2 separate regions of the Homo sapiens genome follow, and region 2 is linked to region 1. A link is an interaction called in ENCODE POLR2A ChIA-PET data of the cell type or tissue named here. Cell type or tissue: Panc1. All regions are shown on one strand. Each heading gives the region's core, and the rest is flanking DNA. Links, peaks and the distances in the headings are about the cores only.

What was found. ChIA-PET counts read pairs that join two places held together with the same protein. Peaks named below come from ENCODE experiments on the same cell type or tissue, not always from the same donor. Only the 100,000 strongest peaks of a DNase experiment are listed, where the experiment ranks them.
Region 2: POLR2A ChIA-PET joins it to region 1 with 15 read pairs; 2 of 35 experiments call an interaction of 5 or more read pairs at or near these places.

Annotation. Positions count from the first base shown.
Region 1 is chr11:36,111,519-36,114,435 of GRCh38, reverse strand. The region is part of intron 4 of LDLRAD3 (low density lipoprotein receptor class A domain containing 3); the gene reads right to left. Among named protein-coding and RNA genes, the nearest start is that of MIR3973, 100 kb to the right of the region's middle. RefSeq lists an enhancer at 2,620-2,917. In Panc1, for the core only: no CTCF peak of the experiment used is centred there; no DNase peak of the experiment used is centred there.
Region 2 is chr11:35,197,440-35,200,356 of GRCh38, reverse strand. It overlaps CD44 (CD44 molecule (IN blood group)), which reads right to left. Exons shown (of 18, transcript NM_000610.4): 7 at 2,111-2,236. Among named protein-coding and RNA genes, the nearest start is that of CD44-AS1, 16 kb to the left of the region's middle. In Panc1, for the core only: no CTCF peak of the experiment used is centred there; no DNase peak of the experiment used is centred there; H3K27ac peaks cover 1,850 bases.

The sequences.
Region 1 (2,917 bases), core at 242-2,741:
GAGCCCATGTAGGAAGAAATAAATATGTGAAGCACCTCTTCCACTTGACATTTGGGGCAAAGGAGACGGGCAGCCACTACAGGATGTCTCTCAGCCCCGATAGGCAGATTTCTCCCGGTTGGCACCGCACAGTGTTGCAGCTCGACCCATTTCACTTGAGTGAGCCCAAGGAGGGACAGCATGGACTGAGAGTTCTCTCTCAGGCTGTGTGAACTGATGTCACTCACAGCAGCAACAAATCTTCTAAAAGTCTTCTAAAAGTTCCGGTGTTGATCAGTGCAAAAAACCTACAGCCCATGCTACTGCATAAGCTAACCTTTGACCTATCGGCTCAGTCCAAAAGAGTCTGTGGCAAAGACTGTGGCTAATCAATCCCCAGTACCCATCCAATCTCCCTTTCTGCCTTTTCATAATATTATAGAAAGTCCTGACTATTTTGATCAATAGAGTATGGCAGAAGTTGGCTGGGAATGGTGGCTCACACCTGTAATCCCAGCACTTTGGGAGGCCGAGGCAGGTGGATCACCTGAGGTTAGGAGTTTGAGACCGGCCTGGCCAAAATGGCGAAACTCCGTCTCTACTAAAAATACAAAAATTAGCTGGGTGTGGTGGCGTGGGCCTGTAATCTCAGCTACTCAGGAGGTTGAGGCAGGAGAATCGCATGAACCTGGGAGGCAGGGGTTGCAATGGGCTGAGATCATGCTGCTGAACTCCAGCCTGGATGACAGAGCAAGACTCTGTCTCAAAAAAAAAAAAAAAAAAAGTGATGCTATGTGATTTCTACACCTAGGATATAAAAGGTGATATAAGTACCCACAATGAGAAAGAAAACATTGATCAGCCTCCCTTGCAGCTAGGTGTGGTCATGTGAATATGTCATGATCAGGCAACCACATCATCAGTGAAAGTGATGTGTATAACTTTCAGGTCATCTTCTTATATATCAAGCTATCTGTCCTGGTCTCCCCTTCTTATTTCCTTTTTCTTTCTTTTTTTTTTAATTTCAGTCTTCTCCTTCTGTACTTCCCCGCTTTCTGATGTCTCAGAAATAGTAACCACTGTAGTGGTCTTGGAATTCCTGAGGAGCGGAGAGCTCCCTGTTGGCCTAAACTGCTCATCTCTGGGGTATTCCAAGTGAGAGATCTTTTTCTCATCGAAGGCACTTATTAAGCCATAACCTGCATCTCATTTTAGCCACTTCACGATGGGATCTCTTTGTTATGGCAGCTTACCCTATGTTCTAACTAATACAGAATCCCTGGGCCACCTCAAATATTCCACATTAAGAACCTAATGTGAGAAAGAATCATAGAAGAAACCCTAGAAACTAGATCCCAAAAGTCCCTCAAAAGATGTGCACATATCTGTCTTTCTGAACCTTTTCCCTGTCTTCCCATTCCTTCCTATTTGTCAGAGGTATGCAATGTAGGTCTTCCATGACTCCATGTATGACTGACTGACACTGACCATTCTTGGTAAGAGCTTGCAATCCACTCAAATCAGTTCAAATGAAGGGAAAGGCATACTCTAGAAGACAGAGGCTTCACTGAAAAGGCAGAGATACTGGGCTTCCTGGGGATTTGGGAAAACATCTGAGGAAAAAAAGCAAATACTCTCTCCATCTCTCTTTTGGGGATGGCCACCTCTGGCCTCTTGGGCTGGCCTCTAGGTGGACCAGCACTCTCTACTATGAATTCTGCCTTTCCCAGCTGTAGCTTCTATGTGACTGTGTCCTATCCTACGGAATGATTTGCTTAGCATCCTAAGGCTGATTCAGCCCTGAGTGTCTTTGAAAGAGACATTCTGATTTGCTGCTGGCCAGCTGATAAACAGACTAGCCTAGGATCAATTGTCCACTTAAGGTTTGGTCAACAATGACTGAGATGGCAGGGAGGTGTCTTGGAGAGCAGAGGGCTGCCCCTTCCAAAGGTCATGAGTGCACGGTCTGGAAGTTGCTGAGGACAGGGCAACTAATTTAACATACATTAAGTCCCCTGGCACTCTGGATATATGGGGAATTCACGTTTACTTTTAAATAGAAGGCCTTATGCAACATTTCTCAAGTTAGTAGTGGTCAAAGAGATGGTTGTGTATTCCTGGTCTTTCTCTTCAATTAAAAAATAAGCTACTAGAATGAAGCAGCTCATAGGAATTCTCTTGACTCTCAGCACCTAGCAATGTGCTCTGCAAAAAGGAGGGTTTCAGAGTAGCAGAGGTATCCATGTTGGCTGGATTTTGAAAATCCAGGAATAATGTTGCAACAACAAGCCTGCATTAAAAAGGATGTGCTATGAGGATCCATTTCATAAAGTGTGGTTTGCACAAACTTATTCTCTCTCTATTTCTGCTGTAGAGGTACAAATAAATTTTCTTAAAGAAAAAAAGGAGGGTTTCAATAACAGCTGACCTACTGATGCAAATTTGAGCAGCAGACACATGATAAAGGGCACAAAATCTCAAGGAAGAGAACCAATGGGAGAAGATGGGTAAGTGTCATTTAGAGGCATTCCACAAAATGAACTAAAGATGAACCAGACTGGGCCGGGCGTGGTGGCTCACGCCTGTAACCCCAACACTTTGGGAGGCCGAGGCAGGTGGATCACGAGGTCAAGAGTCCAGGCCAGCCTGGCCAAGATGGCGAAACCCCATCTCTACTAAAAACATAAAAATTAGCCGGGTGTGGTGGCAGGCGCCTGTAATCCCCGCTACTCGGGAGAGTGAGGCAGAGAAGTGCTTGAACCCGGGAGGCGGAGGATGCAGTGAGCTGAGATCGCTCTACTGCACTCCAGCCTGGGCAACAGAGTGAGACTCCATCTCAGAGAAAGAAAAAAAAAAAAAAAAGATGAAACAGACTGATAACATGGTGGGTTTCCAGAGAGGAAAACAAGGTGGAAACAAGAAAGAGCTGCTTGGAGTA
Region 2 (2,917 bases), core at 195-2,694, 910 kb after region 1:
AGCACCCTGATATTGTCACCCAATCTGTTAGGGCTGGAATAAGAGATGCACCTAACAGAAGGATCATGACAAAATCTGAGTCAACATGTTTTGTGAAAGGTTATTTGCAAATCCATCCTAATTGTTTCAAACTTTATTTTGATACCCAAATAACGCAAAACTGTTTTCAGAACTATAATACTGTCAGCTCTATTTTACAAGTTATGAAAAATCAAGTTTAGAATCATTAACCACATTCTCAATAGGCCTGAAAAAGTGCTTATTATCAAGCAGTTATCACACCCCTCCAGAAGAAAGAGGGCATCATGTTGAATTATGTCCATAGGTGCTAAGCAGAAAAGAAAAAAAAAGAAAAGCAGAAATTGGAAAAATATGCCATAGAGATTTAAAAAATTAAAAAAAAAAAAAAAAAAAAAAAAAAACAACACCATGGGAAATTTTTCCCTGAAGCCTGACCATACAATTCATTTACAGGTAGATCTGTTTGGGTTACCACCCAAGGGAATTTAATTTCTTCAGTATCAAGACCACGTATTTACTGATGGGCCCATCTGCAAAGCTGGGCCACATGCTGAACACAGGAGACAGTATAATGTAAAACTCCAGTGTTTTTGATTATTTGGTTTTTGTTCTGAAGTTACCAAAAGGAATTTTCTTATTCCATAGATTAAGCTCTGGAGGGGTGTCGGGTCTAAAAAAAAAATCACTTAAAAGTTTAGATAGAAAATTCTAGTTCCTTTTGAGTATTTGTCATATCAATGTTATATACTCAGATGCCTTCAAGGCCTAAGCTATTTTTTTTTCTGGACCCTTTCTTCTCTGTCCATTTGAGGATGAAATTCTCAGATTTTAATGGAATGGATAGAACTTCAGTGAATTGGGAGAGCTCACACAGCACCCCAAAAGCCTTTTTTCTAAGGAAAAGCAGAACTGTGATGGAGTCAGGTTCAGGATTCTCAGCTCTGTTCAGCAAAATCTTAAGTCATTACAGGTATGTGTGGAAAACTCAGTAATCTGGCAGAATATTAGACCAACCTTTGCATGTTTTTAACTTTTTAAGGATATCTTTAAAGCTCAATTTCCATCTCTTTGTTCTCAAAAAGTTTTATAATTGTCAAAAATTTGGATACTATTATGTACCAATAGTGGTTTCATTATTTGCTTTTAATAAGTGGCAATGTCTTGCTAAAGCTAACCTGACATTTGCCCTTCCCTTCAAGGTCTTTCTGCTATATTGGTGTCCAGCTCATTTGTTAAAACTCTGGATTTGTTCCTTTGACCTCAGCTGGGCTTTGATTAACTAAGATAATTCTTGAGTTCTAGCTCCCATCATTTAAGCCTTTAGGGCCTTCAATTTAGGAACTTCCACAACTTTTTTTTTTTTTTTTTGAGATGGAGTCTGGCTCTGTCACCCAGGTTAGAGTGCTGGAGTGCAGTGGCGCGATCTCCTCCTGGGTTCACACCATTCTCCTGCCTCAGCCTCCCGAATAGCTAGGACTACAGGCACCCGCCACTACGCCTGGTTAATTTTTTGTATTTTTTAGTAGAGATGGGGTTTCACTGTGTTAGCCAGGATGGTCTCGATCTCCTGACCTCGTCATCTGCCCGCCTCGGCCTCCCAGGGTGCTGGGATTACAGGTGTGAGCCACCACGCCTGGCCTACAACTTTTAATTAATACCCTCCTCATCACATTCTTCAAGTCTATTGCTCCAACAGACCATGAGCTTCTGAAAAGCAAAGGCTCTGGCTCTTTTCATCTTCGTGTTTCCAGCACCTAGCACAGTAAGTACACAATGTACATTTTTTGTACTGTTTTAATGTCATTCTCTGATAAAGCCTGATCATTCAAAGACAATCTGTAGCAGTAGATCCCATAGATAAATAAAACAGGAAGAACATGAGACAAGAGAAATTTTGTGAGATATTTTCCCCACTTCTCAAAACATTCTATTTCTTCTTCCATAATCTCATCAAGATATAACTAAGGTATGATCATAGGTTCACCCATTTTTCACATTAACTACTTCTCAAGAGAGATACAATTTGGTATCACTCAGATTAATCAATAAGCCTTGCATAAATGGCTGTACTGTAATTGATTATTCTTACTGGTGCTGGAGATAAAATCTTCATCATCATCAATGCCTGATCCAGAAAAACTGAGGTGTCTGTCTCTTTCATCTTCATTTTCTTCATTTGGCTCCCAGCCTGCTGAGATGGTATTTGAAGACGTACCTGTTGTGGTGACTTGCATTAGTGGCTGAGCTGGACGCCAAGCAACCCACTTGCAAAGGAAGAAAATCAGGCACAGAAGGTATAATGGATTTCCCAGGATTTTTAAAAGAAAGTGAGGGAGTTGACTTGCATACCCCAAATTCTTATGTTCTGATCTCCGAAGCTAATACATAAATCTCAAAACAAGTGGCTATGATCTTTAAAACTGAATATTCTCTTTAAGAAAGCTGAAAGAATAAGTGTGGACATAATCTCACCATATAAGTTTTTAAAGGCTAATGAAAACTCCCCCACACTTTCAGATATGTTTATTATTAACTCATTAACCATATGCCATTAAAGCCAAGCCATCAAGAACAGAATGGAAAGGTTTCACACGTGCCTTTTTTTTTTTTTTTTTTGGTCAAGACACCTTCAGAAAAATGTTGGAATCTACACCTACGTCAGTCATTTCATTGTGTTCACAATTTGCTAATTCATTTTTTATCTTCTCTAGTATCAGATCAGATCAGTGTACCTCCAAACAGAGATGGAAGCTACACTGCAGTTCCCAATACTACTTCAGCATAGAGCAAAAATGTGAAGCCAATTAACAGAGAAATCATTTTTGGCATTATTAGGCAATCAAAGGGGTTAACTAAAGTGAACTGTGGTTCAGAAATTGAGAAATTCTTTTTCTTT